2 separate regions of the Homo sapiens genome follow, and region 1 is linked to region 2. A link is a loop called in an ENCODE intact Hi-C map of the cell type or tissue named here. Cell type or tissue: heart right ventricle. All regions are shown on one strand. Links, peaks and the distances in the headings refer to the core of each region. The heading gives the core; the rest is flanking DNA. Region 1 overlaps PPA2 (inorganic pyrophosphatase 2). Region 2 overlaps LOC124900868.

Region 1 (8,346 bases), core at 71-8,070, 230 kb after region 2:
CTTTCCCATGAAATCATGTCTATGGATTTACTCCTTTCTAAACATGTCATACTTGACTCACAGTAAATAGTTCTCATATTTCTTCCAAATCTGCAAGTTGAATGTTCTTCTAATATTTTATATTAAAACAAAAAGCCAAAATCTTGCAATATTTTGAAAGACAAATGATGTGTGCACATGCTTAAATTCTGAAAATTCACTACAGAGCATTTTTACTTGTTTATTAAAACAGCTTCAAATAATGGTAATAAAAATATTATATTTATTTTTAATTCTATAACTATAGATTTTAAGATCTTCAGCTAAAATAAGTGATTCATTAAAAAAAGATAAATATCTAAATGTAAGAGTTTTTTTTTAATTAAATCTTTTAAAATTAAATGTATCAGAACTGGCTGGAATATCTCAGTACTTCAGCGAAAAAAAAAGTCACCGTACAATCAAATCATTTTCTAACCTAGAAAAGTAGTTAAATGCATTCTCCTTATTTTCTGAGTTAGAAAATATTTCATCTGAAATTTTAGCGACTATTTTAAAAATATTTCACTTAGCTTATACAGCTTTTCAATTTATCTATTTTATTTTTAGTTTTAGTTTTTGGCTTCCACTACTGTAAACAAATAAATTTATACATGTTACTCTTAATGAATCAAAATATACTATACCTTCTTCATTACTTTCTTTATTTGGTGAAGATGATACCTGGAAATAAAAACAGAGAAAGAATCTCTGTTACAATAAATATTTATATGTGGAAAGCGCATCCAGAAGTTTTTTCACGAAATTATAGAAGAAAGTTTACACACAATGGATCTCTAACCTGAAAAAGGTAAATATTCCCCTTTGCTTTTCATTATCATTGTTCATTCTTTCAGATAAACAAACAACAGACTTAGAGTAAAATAAAAATACTTGAAAATATTTTTTATCTTAACCCATGGAATCCACTGAAGGTCTTGCAGCTAGGAATGAGAAGAGAGGTTTTCTTTCAATGGCTTCCGCAGCTAATGTCTTGAAAGTTAAAATCAAGCACACACACACACATATTTAAATATATGTTTGTTCATGCTTGCTATAAAACACACACTTGCTAAAAAATTTATCTGTCTTCTAGAACTTTAAATTATTGTTTCTATTTATTCTGATGGCTGGGCCAAGATTCTGAGAACAGACAAGTTTGAAGAAACATTTTTATGCAATAGTTTTTTTCCCCATAATTAAGAATAATACTTTTTAGCACTCCATTGGAAGATCTATTTTCCATAAGGAAGAAGCCATAAAGATTTAGTTTAAAGAATCATTAGAATTTACATCTATGTGACCACCATCCAAGTAGAGAAATGAAACATGCCAGGCCCCTCCCCAACTATGACCCCTTCCTTCCTAGCAATAACCCTACCCTACCCTGATTTTATAACACACTTTTCAGATTTCAAATTTAATAATTAACTTCTAATTCTCTGAATTTGCTGACCTTCAATAGATAGGAAATACCTGCCTCTAGCATTTAAGTCTGAGGCAGAGGTCCAAATGTACAAATATATATCTAAATATTTAAAAGTTACAATAACTCAGGCTAACAACTGATGAATATATATATGAAATGTGTTCCATCTCACTATCTTGATACAAATACCTTTGTAATGACCTGGAAACTCTCATTTAGGATTCCAGACACCTTAGAGACATGTGTCTGGATGCAGCAGAGGAAGGAAAAGAGGCCCTCATCCTGCTCCACTTCTCTCCCTATTCCAGGCTCCTTTCTGTATTTCAAGGGCCTCATCTGCACATGGGTAATAATTTAGTAGCCCACATATCTAGGCACCTTTTACCTCCAAACAGCCACCCACCGGCCCCTGCAGAAGTAACGGTGGGTACAAAGTCCATAGAGTCAGGAGCGTGGACCTGGGGAGATGTGTAGCCTGGTTTCTACACAGGCCCCAGAAACAGGCTTAAACCTGTCTGGGCAGAGGATTCCAGGGTCCTGGGTAGCCAGGATGTGGTCTAGAATGGGGGCATGCCTCCTAGTGAGTCTAACTTTGGCCCCTTGTGGGGATGTGGTCTAGAATGGGGGCATGCCTCCTGGTGAATCTATAACTTTGGCCCCTTGGTCTTCTTGCCCTACGGTGAGATATGTGACTGAATAACGGCCAAGTATGACCCTCCAAAAAGCAGGATCTGAGGAAGGCTCTCCGTGCTTAAATCTAAGGGCAGTACTGAATAGCCACCACTCCACCAGAAGAAAGATTTATATTTCAGCAATATTAAAATATTCCCTATGATAGCTAATTTTATGTGTCAACTTGGAGGGTGTTTTTAGATGAGATTAACATTTAAACCAGTGAACTCTGAATAATGCAGATTACCCTCCATAATGTTGGTAGGCCCCATCTGATCAGTTGAAGGCTTTAATAGAACAAAAAGACTAGTCTGTCCCAAGCAAAAGGGAATTCTCCAGGAGACAGCCATCAGATTTCATCTGCTCAACTGGCTCTCCTGGGTCTCCAGGCTGCTGGCCTTCACACTGGAACTGCATCATCTGCTTTCCTGAGTCTCCAGCCCACCAGCCCAACTGCAAATTTTGGACTTGCCAAGCCACTATAATCATGTAAGCCAATTCCTTATAATAAATCTCTTTCTGTATATGCACATCCAATTGGTTCTGACTCTCTGGAGAATCCTAATAAATTCCCCCAAATCATAAATAGTTTAAAGTTATTACTCTTTCTACTCTGTTTTAAGAAAAAAGCTGAACAAACAGACTTTGTTTTATTTTCTTTATATCAAAGAAAAGGATAGTGTAACCATGTAAATAAAATTACAATTTTTATCTTTTTGTTTGTTTGTTTTAGAGATGGAGTCTCGCTAAGTTGCCCAGGCTGGTCTTGAACTTCTGGGCTCAAACTTTCCTCCCACCTTGGTCTCCCAAAGTGCTAGGATAACAGGCATGAGCACCGTGCCTGGCCTAAAATTACAATTTTTAAAAACATCCTTTAGTTTTTCCAAGTACTTCAAAAAGAATAAAATCTCTACTCAGTTTGTGCACAAAGAAAAATTCTTAACCATCGTTGGTTTTGAGGATGGTAGAATTTAAATCTGGGTATGACAGTAACACAACATAAAAATTGTACTCCTTGAGATTAGGCATTTGGGATTTGACGGCTCTGTTTTTCTAAACAGACCATAAAACGGGTTAACCTGCTTATTCTATGAAATTGCTATATACTCCTTAAATTGTGCAGGATGCCTATTTGTGTCCTGCACAATTTAAGGACAGTATAACAATACAAAATTTTTTTTCTCAAATTAGCTGTTTAGATTTCCTGCTTAAAATTAGCAGCTGCTTCTTGTTGGAGTGCCAAACATTTCAGAGGAATAAAATGTACAGTGTATAAAAATAGAATAATTGAGCAGCTTCTCGTTAACCTAAAAAGTATTACAGTAAAGAAATGGGCAAGCTACTCTAAAACATTTATCATTACATTTTATTTTAAAATAATTTCCAGAATGGTTTTATTTCTTCATTCTTAAAATACATTTCTCAATTGATAGAATATATTCAGAATATACAAAGCCATATGATATATATTTAAATACACACACACACACACACACACACACACACCCCATCATAGGTAAGTCTGACACTCAGAGATAATGATAAAGTTTGAAGGTAATTTAAAAAAATACCATATTAAAAGAGAAACTGTCATTTAAATTTGAAAACATCAGTAATAATGGATTCATGATAAACATCAGCTATTTGACTCTTTATCTACAGTCAATGATTTCCTGGTGCTTAAACATAACAACAAATATAACATTTACTTACAGAAAATGGAACAAAGAGATGTATGGAGCAGTACCCAAAAGATTACTAATCCCAACTCTTCACTCTCAGGGGATACTATGATTACATTTTCATTGTAAGAAACTAAAAAAATAACTTTTAGTTACTTACTTCTAAATTTCTTTTAATGTAATTACTTACCTCATCTAATTTCTTAGTAGGAAAAGAATGTGGACATCCTCTACTCACCCAAAATAAATTCTCCACCAACAATGAGTATTGTTTTATAGTCTCATTCTAAAAATGCTACTTCCACGGCTGGGTGTGGTGGCTTACGCCTGTAATCTTAGCACTTTGGGAAGCCAAGGCAGGTAGATCCACTTGAGCTCAGGAGTTTGAGACCAGCCCCGGCAACATAGTGAGACTGTGTCTTTTATTAAATAATTAATTAATAAAAATGCTATCTACTCCTCTTCCTCATCCCAAAAATCCTTCTCATTATCTTTATATCTTTAATTGCTTTCAAAAACTCTAACGGTTTCATTGCCAAAGTATTCCTTTCTTTTCTGTTTATATATAAACTGTATTTTAAACAAATATAAACTGTTAATACAACTGCTCTGTACTTAAGTGTCTCTCTCTCAAATAACTCTACCAGGTCCCTATAAGCATTTTCACCTGTAAGTTACATTTGTCCAAATGAACAAACATGACACACTGAACCAATATAAAGTATCCTGCTTTACTATATATAACAAAGGGATTGACATTCTGTCATTTTACTAAAAGAGTTCAAAATTAAAGGGAAAAAAATAGGTTCCCAATTTTTCATTCAGGTGATGCAAGGTTTTAGTTGAATTAAAGTGCCTTGGACATTGTCTTTCTTTTTCTTTTTTCTTTTTTTTTTTTTTTTAGAGACGGGGTTTTACCATGTTGGCCAGGCTGGTCTGGAACTCCTGAACTCAATTGATCTACCCGCCTCGGTCTCCTTAAGTGCTGGGATTACAGGTGTGAGCCACTGTGCCCAGCCGGACATTGTCTTTCTGCATTGTATTTCCACACTTCATAAAGCAGTTATGCTACATTCATTTTACTTTTCACACAATCCTTTTCTGATTTTTCGCTTTAGAATCAACAATATAGGTTCAATTCTTAGTTATTCATAAAGAAGACATAAAAATATTTTAAGTTCATGTAAGTTTAATCTATTAATACTTCCTCTTCAAGAATGCATTTAAATGGCTAGTAGCTAAGTAAATGATTGGTTTTACTTTCACTAACTTTGTCTACCATCCGGTGGTAATGCACAGCAAAGCTGTTAAGGGGCAAAAAGAGAAAGAAGAGGGAGAAATAAAACTAAAATAATGTCTTTTCTTCATAAATCAGGGTCTGGTTCTAATCAGACCCTGATTTATGAAGAAAAGGCATTATTTAAAACATTTTTAAATGAATTCCCATAAGGATGTTCATTCTCAGGGTCATAAATAAAACAAATCTGTATGACATAAATATTGTAGTGTGATCTTACTAGAAAATTACATCCTAAGATCAGTTCTACTCTAAAAGAAAATGCAGTCCTCTTTGATGGAGATACAGCTTTGATTAAAGTGCGTGCCCATAGAGGGAAGTATTTCTTGTATAGGTAGTCTGAAGGGTCAAAGCAACCCTGGTGATAAGAGGGTATCCCAGCCAGATTAACCTCAGAGATTAGTTCTGAGCTGACTCAGTTTCAATAACCAGATGCCAGGGAATGCCTTCTCCTTGTGGACCATGCAAGGAAGCTGTTACTGTCATGTTATCAGGAAAGCCCTAAATAGAGATAAAGGAGATGCCCAAAGGAACCATTTGAGGAACATGCTGTTACAAGTCCTATCCGAGAACATGACAATGAACTTCACCATTCTTCTGCTGGTCATTACTTCTCCTACTTATAACTATTTAAAATATTAATTAATTGGTTATTTTCTTATTAAAATGCAGAACCTCTAAGAGTGTGGTTCTAAGCTGACTGCTTTATTAATCCATCTTGTGATCCTTAGGAAAAATAAAACATGGCTTTGGTGTGATTTTAAGTGCTATTATTCCAAATGATAACAATGCCTCAGACTCACATGAAATGCTTATATTGATGGATTCAGCTAAAGTCCTTCACCCGGATTCATCTTTGAGTCTCTACATCAATGCCAATATGCATTTATGGGATGACTGATAACGTTTTGGGATGAAATAGATGGCCACACTACATGCTGATGTTAACCGTCACTGGGATTCACTTTATGGCCTTGGCCTCCTGAATGCACTGCTTTTTACAATTCAGCTAAGAAGTCTTGCATCAACTATAAGACAACCATCCAAATTTTATACAACACTATGGATACTGTTGCTTTACTGAGAGATAAGATCTACCAAATGTAGCAAGAAATAATACATTTATATTGAAGTTCCAATTCCCCCTTGACTTTTTTACTTCAAAACACCATCCATTTAGCATCCTATGTACCATCATCACTATCATCTCTGAGTCTTGTGTGCTCCAGGTTTATCCGAGACTAGTTTTAGTGGAAATCTGTCGATGAATAGGCAAAAACAGTCAGACTGAGGGTGCTGAGACCTCTCTGGGAGGCATTCTATCTGCTCAGTTTTAGAAGTCATTAAGCTTTTGAACTTCTTCCATCACTACTATGAGCTAGAGGTTCACAGTGGCATGGGTCTGGTTCCCTAGAACTGAGCAAGTGTATAGCTACTTACTCTTCTTGGCCTGAATTCTAGATTGTAAGAGTTTTAAATCCCTGGAGTTAGGCTGTGCACATGTCTGAAGCAAGTCTGGGAATCCTTTAGCACTGAATATGGCTCTCTCCTCAGTTCTGTATGCCACCAGTTTGTGTGTGGAGCCTCATAAAGTTCGATCATTTTTCCAGTAAAATGACTACAGTACCAAGTATTAGAGAACCTCACACATTGTTTAATTCATATTTCCCCAACTTTGCATAATGCCTAGAGTGTTCTATTTCCTCAAAGAGGAAAGTGCTTAAACAAAGCACATGGGAGAATTTTGGGGAAAAGAATTCCCAGATGGGAAGAGTGGTTAAACCAACTACTTTTCCCCTCCACTTGTTCCACCTCTTCTTCCTCCCTTTCTTCCTATTAAAGTCTCTGAAAGTAGGACTAATTCTCATATGTCTAGAAAAATTAGTAAGGCTGACTTTTCCAATACCCAACAATGGAATGGGTCAACTCATAAAGGAGTGATATCCTCATCATTAGAAGTATTGGAAAGAAGAGGCTGGAATAGAAGGGATTTCTCTCTCTTTGATCGATTTAACTCAACTACACTTATAGCAGTAATGACAATAAAACCCAACATTTATTGAATACCTTATCTGCTGGACATTTTTACCTGGATTAGCTCATTCAATTCTCCACAACAGCCTGATAAGATACTATTATTATAAGCCCCATTTTATAAATAAGAAGTCAAAGATGTAAATAAATTAAAATTTGTTTCAGGTTATAAATTAAAGAACTGAGATTTGGACTCAGATAATCTGACTTCAGAAAAAAAAATTTTTTTTCAAAAGATGTGTCATTAGACTAACATTGACCTGAAATAAACTACATGTAAAGTCTGTAATTTGATAAGTTTTGACATATATACACTCATGAAGCCATCAATATAATCAAGATAATAAACATATTCACCACTATTCCTAAAAGTTTCTCCATGGCTCTTATAAAAGAGACTGTAAAATCCTCCTTCCTGGCTCTCTCTGATCTGGTCTGCATCATTATACATTAGCTTGCATTTCCTAAAATTTTATATAAATGGTATGAAAAAATGTGTATGATATATCTGTTTTCACTCAATATTTTTTTTTAAGATTCAGCCATGTTGTGGCATGTGTCAATAATCTATTCCTTTTTATTACTGAGTAGTATTCCTCATAAATATACTACAAGTTGTTTATCCATTCATCTACTGATGAACATTTGGGTTGTTTTCAGTTTCTGTCTATCACAAAGAAAGCTGCTGCAAGCATTTGTGTACAAGTCTTTGTATGGACATACACTTCCTTTTGTCTTGGGTAAATATATATGAGTGGAATGACTTGATCACATGGATCACATGATATGTATACATTTAACTTTTCAAGAAAATACCAAAATGTTTTCCAGATGGTTGTACTATTTTGCATTCTAACCAGCAGTAAATGAGAATTGTAGTTCCTCCACGTCCTTGTTAACAGTTGGTATGCCTGGTCCTTTTACTTTCAGACATCCTAAAAGTGTGTATTAGCATGTACTGTGGTTTTAAATCTGCATTTAATAACTAAAGTTGAGCATCACTTCATGTGTTTCTTTGCCTTCTTTATAGATTTGGTGATGTGCTCATTCATATATTTTGTACTTTTTAAAAAATTCTATTTTTGGGTCATCCATCCATTTACAGAGCCATATTTTGTACATTTTTAAAAACTGAATGTTTTGTTTTCTTGAGTTGTGAAAGTTCTTTATATATTCTGAATACAAGTCCCTTTATCAGATATATAATTTTCAAA
Region 2 (8,346 bases), core at 148-8,147:
GAGAGTGGTGTTCCTCCGTTTCTCTTCTGGAGTTCCACTTTTCTTCTCCCTCAGTGTATGAGATTATTTTCCTCAACTGCCATCTTTATGCTGATGATTCACAAATTTCTAACTCCAGTCTGGATCTTTTTTCTGAATTTCGGGCTCAGATACCCAGCTACTCACTGTGTATCTCATAATGGATGTCCTTCCAGTGCCTGAAACTTAACTTGTTCATCGTGATTTCTTCTTCCCACAACCCCCAAACTCCTACTCCCAGGTCCTTCTATCTTCTTTTTATCTCCAGTGAAAGCCACTACCAACCATTTTGTCGGCCAGGTCAGAAACCTGGCTGACATCCTCAATCCTGCCTCTGCCTCACCCTGCTCCAAGGTAGTTACTGTGCTCCATTCCTGCTACTTCTGTTAATACCTCTGGATCTACCCATTTCTATCTTCTCTATTATTGCCTAATTTCTCATCTAGACCACTCTAATTTTTCTACTCTCTCCTCATAGGTGTCCTAGCCTCTGTTATTGTGTTCTCTCAATCCATTTTCCCCACAGCAACTACAAAAATATTTTCAAAGCCCAAATCTAATCATTTTCTTCTCTTTTCAAATCGATTATTGATTTCTCAGTCCACTTAAGCCACATTCCAAAACCCTTACCATGATTTAAAGTAACCCTCATAATCTGATCCCTGCAAACTGCTGCATCCCAATAGTATGAACTCTTCCTCTTTACTTTCTGTAAGGCTTTTGGAATTAATTTTATTTCATCAAACATGTCATGCTCTCTTATGTCTCTAATATAGATACAGTCGTTTATCTAAAGCAAGCACTTTTCTCTGACTTACCACTTGGCCTGAATAATTCCTATTCATCCTTTAGATCTCAGTTCAAATGTTACTTCCATGGAAAGATCTCCCTGAACCTACAAGGATGAATATTAAGCACCCTTCCTATTGCATCCTGGCATACTTTTATTCACATAACTCAAAATATAGAACAAGGCTGGGAAAATAGAGCATGAGAAATGCCACTACTAATGTGAAACAAGAATGAAGAACAAATATGTGTCATTCTTTTTTTTTTTTTTTAGAAAAAGACATTTATTCAGCGTCACGATCTGACTATTACATTTAGCAATCAAAGCATGGGTGCAAAAAAAAATCTACATTAAAACCCTTTGTTGGAATGCTTTACACTTTCCACAGAACAGGAACTAAAATACCCTGTTACACAATTAGTCACAAATACAGTCCTCGAGTTTTTTGCCCATACACATGAGTATTTGTCTAAAACATGTCTTCTTTGTAGCAGCTAGGCCCTGCCACCACTGTGCTTGGCTGAGTTCACAAATCTGTTGTAACCTGTAGCTTCCCTGTCATTCTTATAACACAGTTGTGAGAGACGTTCTATGACATTATTTCCATCTACTTCTGATCCTTCTGTATTTTGGGGATTTCCTGGGCAGATCTCCATGATGACACAGTTTACTCTGTTTGATTTTGGTCACGGACTGATTAAACTGTCTCTCTAGAATGTAGAAATCAAAACACAAATGACACATTAGTCTCTTAATGTATCACCATAAACTATGATAAATTAGAAATTCACATTTGAGCAACCATTTATGTAATGGAAATGAGAATAACAAGCCTTCATTTCTACAGTTTTTTTTAACAAAAAAAATTCTGTAAATGTGTCCTGACTAGGTTAGATTTTATTCATCTCAAATTCTTTGGTAAGCTCCTCCCTCCTCTCAATTCATGGCACATACCTTTCAGGAGCAAAGCAATTCAAAAGTCCCAACTAAAAGTGGGAACTATAACTATTTCCTTGGTCACCCCACAGCTATGATTTTGAATTTTATAAATTACTACAAAAATTCACATCTTTCCCATTGGCTCCCATCAATAAGTCTCTCAAAAGTAAAAATGTATGCTACCAAGTAAAGTAATTATTGTTTCAAAAAGCTAATGATTCTATAATAAATACATTCTACATTTGCCCTTTTTCTAAAGATATTGGATATGCAATAAGCATTATTGCTCGGTAAGCAGCCTTGTTGGAGAACATTATTATTTACCAGAATTATATGAAATTTTTCTTTTCATGAAATAGTTTAGAGCAAAATGTTTCACTCATTCCAGATTGTATGCATCAAGTTTCATTCTGAGTTTTTGTTTCATTAGAAAATATGTGAATTTGAAACTCTAAACTAAATCCACCAAGCCCCATCCCTCCAGCCTTAATCAATAAAAAGGGGAATTGTTTCAATAAATTTCAAAATTTAAAAAAAAAACTTTTCATAAAACTTTCAGTTTATAAACTTCTGGTCTAATGATTTTTTCTCATTACTTACACACACACACACACACACACACACACACACACACACACACACACAAACTTCTCTCCCTCTAGCTCTTTCTCTCTCCTCTCTCTCCCCTTCATCCAAACATCTTTCTCAGTTGCTTTGAAGGGGAGACAGCAAGTAAGAGCTCCAAACATTTTGTCTTTCATGCCTTTGAATAACTTATTCTTTCCCTTAGAAATGCTTTTAGGGAACAGATTAACTTTCATCTCACATTTGGAATAAACAGAATTACTATCACAGTGGATGGCCTACTTAAAAAAAATACACAAAGCACTCTCTTCCTAAATGTTTCCTTTACTGTAGCATTCTCCTCTATCTGTGTGAGCACAGGCAAGGAATGAAAATGTATCAACCTATGATACAATGTCACAAGTTGGTAAGAGCTTCTTTTCTGCCTTCAGGAAAGAATTAAAGTTGGCTATTTCCCTTTAGTTTGTGGAAAGAATACTGAAGAAAACTTGAATTTGAGAATTTATCACCTGCTGTGTCACCATGGGCAAGTTCTTAATCTCTCTGACACGTTCCTTCATGTATTAAACACATGTTCCCTGGTGTTAAAAAAGTAAAATTCAATAAAATGGAAATTATAATGGTCTTACCTGTTTTCAAGATTACTGTAAATACTAAATGACATAATGCATTTTAAAGGTTTTTTGTAGGTTTTCAGTAGTGGAGGCTAGACTACAATCTTGGATCCTATCATATACTTATTGCCTAAGTTTAACACTTCCAATAAGTGTGTTTTTGGAGTTTCTCTTTCTAAATTTTTTGAATATCTATTTTTGACCTCACACTACCTTTACCTTTAACAGCAATTCTCACTTATCAAAATTATGACTTTACTGTTTCACCAAATTTAAATTTAGAGACTCTCTCATTCTTGTTCACTAGTAGACAGTGCCTATTGACATTGTGTTACTAAAGGGGTTTCAGAAAATTTTCTTCATTAAAATTTATCATCATCACCCTAGGATCAGCATGCACCTGACCACTAATCCATGCTAAAGAAACCCTTCTTCAATAGTTCTCACTGTCTTGCATCTTCCTATCCAGTCAAACTAGGGCCAGTGTTCATAAGATTTCAGAGAACCTCAATGAAATGCTCCTTTGGGATTTGTTTTTGCTATTCTGATGTGTGTGTGTGTGTGTCTGTGTGTGTGTGTTTTCACCTTCTACCCTAGCCTGTCAGAAACCCCTGTTTTGTGGTCCCTGCTTGGATATAATTTATTCTCTTGAGTATACAAGTCATTGTGAAATGCAGAACAATTGCCTGGCAACCAACCCATGTTCACTTTAGTGGTATGCCTAATTACTAACAGATCAAGGTTTTCTGCCAAATCATAATAATATTGTACTCTGAGATATAACATAAGAAAACAAATTAAACAGAGGTTGGTAGTGCAGAGCTTCGCAGGAAACTACTTAGCCTCTCATGCTTGCACAGGCTTTGAGTTGGATCTGAGTCAGAGCTCAATTTTCCCACACATCTCCAGAAAATATGAAAACACACTTTAGAAGATTTGAAGAAAATTGGATATCAACTAATAGCTACCTTACTTCCTTTTTAATTTGCCTTCTCCATATAGGGTGTCTGTCGGAAAGGGAATAATTTAACTTACTGGGGCCTAAACATTGTTTAATCTCTATAGGTCTTCCTTCCAGGAAGAATTGCACTAACTGTTAGCATGATGCCAGATAATAACACTCATAAACTATTGCATGACTATTATTTTGGAAAAAGAAAAAAAATCATATTCAACTGGTCTAATTGCCAAGATTATAGGAATGGCTTAAAAACTTTAAAATTTTTGACACAACTCTATCAGTAGAATTTTCCCATGAGAATAACAACAACAACAAAACAGAATATTCTTCACACATGGAACTCAGGCAATGTTCAGTACTTCTTTCTCCCCACTGCTTCAGGGCATTGTTCCTGTCACTTACATTTCCCCCTAATCATTCTTATTCACTACTGATGATCTGAGTCATTCTTCAGCTGCTAATTATGTCTTCCTCAATTTTTTGACCTATCACAAGAGAATTCAGAAATATTTAATCAATATGAAATATCAAAAGAGTTAAAGGCAGCTTTGCAGGATCTTTGCAAAGGAAAGAGTTCCACTATACTATAGAGAGATATATAAAGTCTGTTCTTTGTCATAGGATGTTCTATGAATGATAATATTGTGTGCCTGTTAACTATTCATAATAGGTGTAAACACTAAATGTTTTTATTGCGTTCTCACACATTAAGCCATCCCAGTGATTTTCAAGCACAGTTTGTACATCTCATTGTGAATCATTCAAAAAGTATTGTTACTCCTGCCCCATCCCAGACCTCCTTAATCAGAATCTCCAAAAGGCCTGCGGGGGTAGAGGAGGGTAACCTAGTCATGCATATTTTTCAAAAGCTCCCTAAATTAGATTTTGTTTTCCCAATTGAAAGGTTTGGTGCTATCCCATTCTGAGCATTTTATTAATATCACCAAAGACCCATGTCCGATTAATGATTTCAGTAGATGGCGCTCTTTCCACCTGCCAGCTTCCTTGCTTGGCGGAATGAACCCTAAGCCATTCATAAAAGTCAAGGGCAGGTCAAAGGTGCAATTCCCACCAATATTGAAAACATACACTAGAACTTACCTTTGCAAACCAATTGTTAGTCGGTTAAGACACACGTTAAAGTGGTGGTGGGGAAGGGGTACAGTATCACATTTGCTTATTACATGAATGTAATTATTCTTCTGAAGAGTTCAAGAATGTCAACTCCCTGGCACAAAATTGGAAACTAAAGAAACAGAGTAGAAAGCAGTGATTTTTTTTATAAAGTAGAGATTTGGACAAAAGAGGTTTTTTTAAAAATATGAGAAAGATATAGGAAATACTGATGTTACTGCTATACAACATACTGTGTGAAAAACTTATGATGGGGCAAACATAGATGTCTGTATCTGCTAAATTGGGAGACAGCACCAGGTAGCCTGCAAGATCATCAGCTTTAGAGTCAGCTAACCCTGATTGAGACAATTCTTCCCGCTATTTTATAGCAACCAAGTTACTTAGCCCTTAATTCTCAACAAGATATTACCTACTTTACTTGGTTATAATAAGCATTAAATTAAAAGAGATAATGAATGTAAAACAATTATTTCAATGCTTGGTGCACAGCCAGTATTTAACCAATAAACTTACTTTTGGAGTGCTAAGTAAATGTAGGTGCTGAGTTTTTAATTTTTTAAGTAGCAAAGGATAATAGAAAATTAACATGAGGTTTTGAAGGGAAGATTCCTTTACCAGTCAGTACTAATAATGGTGAGAAAAAAATTAGAGGAGGATAAGCAGGAAAAAAACAGAAGGTTAGCTTTGGTATAATAAAAAAGGCCTAAACCTTAATTCACAAAATTTAGATTTGTAAGGTGCTCTCTATTTACAGGATGTCTGACCCTAAGTAAATCAATTAATCTCATCTTTAATATTTATATGATGGAAATTACATTAAATAAATCACTTAACCTCACCTTTAATATTTATATGATGGAAATTACATTAAATGCCATTTTTAATATGACATCATTTTGCATATTAAGTCATAATACACATAAAATGCCAAAAAACTATAGAGTCCTATAAAATGGTGCTGAGGTAATTATTAATAGTTAAATTTTATTGATTACTGAAATTCATCAATAAAGTTAAAAATTATTCTTTCAAAATAAAATGAGATACTAAGTGAGTTAGTAAATTTGGATGAGGACAAAAAGAGTAGTTACTGGATTGTGAAGTCAGAATTTATGAAAAGAAAAAGTATTCCCTAAAATTGTAAGAGATTGGTATTAGCAATATTTGCAATAATTGTGGAGGAATTTCCATGATGTTGTCCCACTAATGATTCTAATATTCTTTCATTTTCTTTTTGAGACAGAGTCTTGCACTATCACCCAGGCTGGAGTTCAGTGGTACAATCATGGCTCACGTGGCTCACAGTCTTGAATTCCTGGGCTTAAGTGATCCTCCTCAGTAATATTCTTTCTATAATGCCTTTGCCAATACTTTTCAGTTTATCTTATATTCTACTTTGCCCCCATTAAATTAGTACACACATTGGATAGTTCCTGATTTCATTAATTTAATATTATATAATTTGTATTTTTTCCTTAAAATTTTCAAATTATATAAAGAAAAATTAACCAAATAAAATCAGATTAGGAAAAAAGTAACTAGAAATCATAAGAGATTCTATCGAGATTCTCATCATATTATAATCCCTGGGTTTAGACAATAATTTTTATTAATAATAATTTATATTAATAAGCTAAAATATTATATCTCAATATGTCATCTATTGGAGACTGTTGAAACTTAGTATTCTGTGTTAAATACGTACCTACATATAATGTGCAGTAATGTAACCAAACAAAATAAATAAGAAAGCTTTTTAACCGCAGTGACTGCTATGCTGTTTGATGGTCAATTGTCTTTTAAGCATACAGAGAATCTTTATCATGTTATACTTCAGAAACATGTTTTTGGAGATGGGAAACAACAGGCCATGATTTTATGTTTTTGTTAAACCAGTATAATTCTTTCAAAGCAGTGTATATCACAACTATTTCTCTGTGTTGAAGAGAGTATCAAGTTCTTAAAGAAAAATGTAATCCCAGCACTTTGGGAGGCTGAGGTAGGAGGAGCACGAGGTCAGGAGTTGGAGAGCAGACAGGAGAATTGCTTGAATCCGGGAGGTGGAGGTTGCGGTGAGCAGAGATCGCGCCACTCACTCCGTCCTGGGTGACAGAGTGAGACTCCGTTTCAAAAAAAAAAAAAAAGAAAGAAAGAAAGAACATTTTCTATTCTGCAGGTGGGAGGAAATGAAGAATGCACCTATTATTTTTGTGTTAGTACAACATAAAAAAAATTTGCATTGTAAAGCAAACTACCATCATCAGCTCTTTAATGGACAGCAGCAGACAGGAAACTGCCTCCACCCTGAGACTTAAAGACTGAGCAACTGAGTTAGATAGCAGGTGCGCAGGCCAATCAAGTCAATTTTCTAACACAGAGTAGCATGTTGTGGAACTTGTTCTATTAGTCTTTTTTCTCTGTTAAGGAAGCAAGGATCTCTCTGTATGGAAGCAGTGCTGCTATTTCTAGTTTGAGGAAAAAAATGGTAAAGAATTTGATAATTAATTGTTGTTAAAACAGCAAATTATATTTTAAACACAGATTGTCCACACCTGTAGGAGGAGGAATCTCAAGAATGCACACAATTAATAAAAGCTGGTTCTGAATTACCCATACAAGTGCGCACTGCGTTCAGTAAACAACTGATTTGCAAACTATATCCTTTCTTTCCCAGAAATAGCAGGAGGAAGTTTTTCAAATCAAAAAAAAAATCTAACTAAAATATTTTATACGTGAAGGCCTGCAGAATTTTACTTCCTTTTGCTGTTGAAAAATCACAATAGCCAAGAGGAGTAATGTATTTTATTTTAACTTTTAAAAAGTCATGATGGTTAAGGGTAGAGTGGAGGTGCAGAGAAAGAAGTTGGCAAGAAAATGTTCAGGGCCTGTTGTAAAACCAACTGCAACCCAAACATGATTCCAAATAGGTAAGAACACCCTGTTACAACAGAGAGCAGTTTTCAAAGAAGAAATGAGAGGGAGGTGACCTGAAAGATCATTTCCCAGTTATAACTAAAGGAACCTACGGATACTTTTATATTAAACACATGCTAATATAATATTTTCCACATATTATTAAATGTAAGAAGATATATAATTATATACTTCTATAGTCAGAAACAAAATAACTCCTAGAAGTAAATGGTTTGTTACTGTAGTAGTAGTAACTACCTGGGCACTTACCTAGTGCTCTTATTAAAAACTCACCACAACTCTGCTGTCTTACAGGTTGTTGAACAGATTGAAAGAAACCGATACCGAGAGAGTTAAGTAAAATGCACAAGGTCACACTGGAAAAGATA

The links. A loop is a pair of places that touch in the nucleus more often than their neighbours do. Peaks named below come from ENCODE experiments on the same cell type or tissue, not always from the same donor. Only the 100,000 strongest peaks of a DNase experiment are listed, where the experiment ranks them.
Region 1: a loop joins it to region 2, with 2.4 times the contacts of the local background. A loop is called at or near these places in 10 of 110 quality-filtered maps.

Annotation. Positions count from the first base shown.
Region 1 is chr4:105,370,172-105,378,517 of GRCh38, forward strand. PPA2 (inorganic pyrophosphatase 2) reads right to left here. Exons shown (of 12, transcript NM_176869.3): 11 at 666-702. Among named protein-coding and RNA genes, the nearest start is that of TET2-AS1, 21 kb to the left of the region's middle. In heart right ventricle, for the core only: no CTCF peak of the experiment used is centred there; no DNase peak of the experiment used is centred there; H3K27ac peaks cover 1,747 bases.
Region 2 is chr4:105,136,201-105,144,546 of GRCh38, forward strand. LOC124900868 reads right to left here. Exons shown (of 3, transcript XM_047416559.1): 3 at 1,062-1,518. Among named protein-coding and RNA genes, the nearest start is that of TET2, 6.5 kb to the right of the region's middle. RefSeq lists enhancers at 4,800-4,849, 7,042-7,543. In heart right ventricle, for the core only: CTCF peaks have their summits at 4,884 (motif pointing right) and 5,089; no DNase peak of the experiment used is centred there.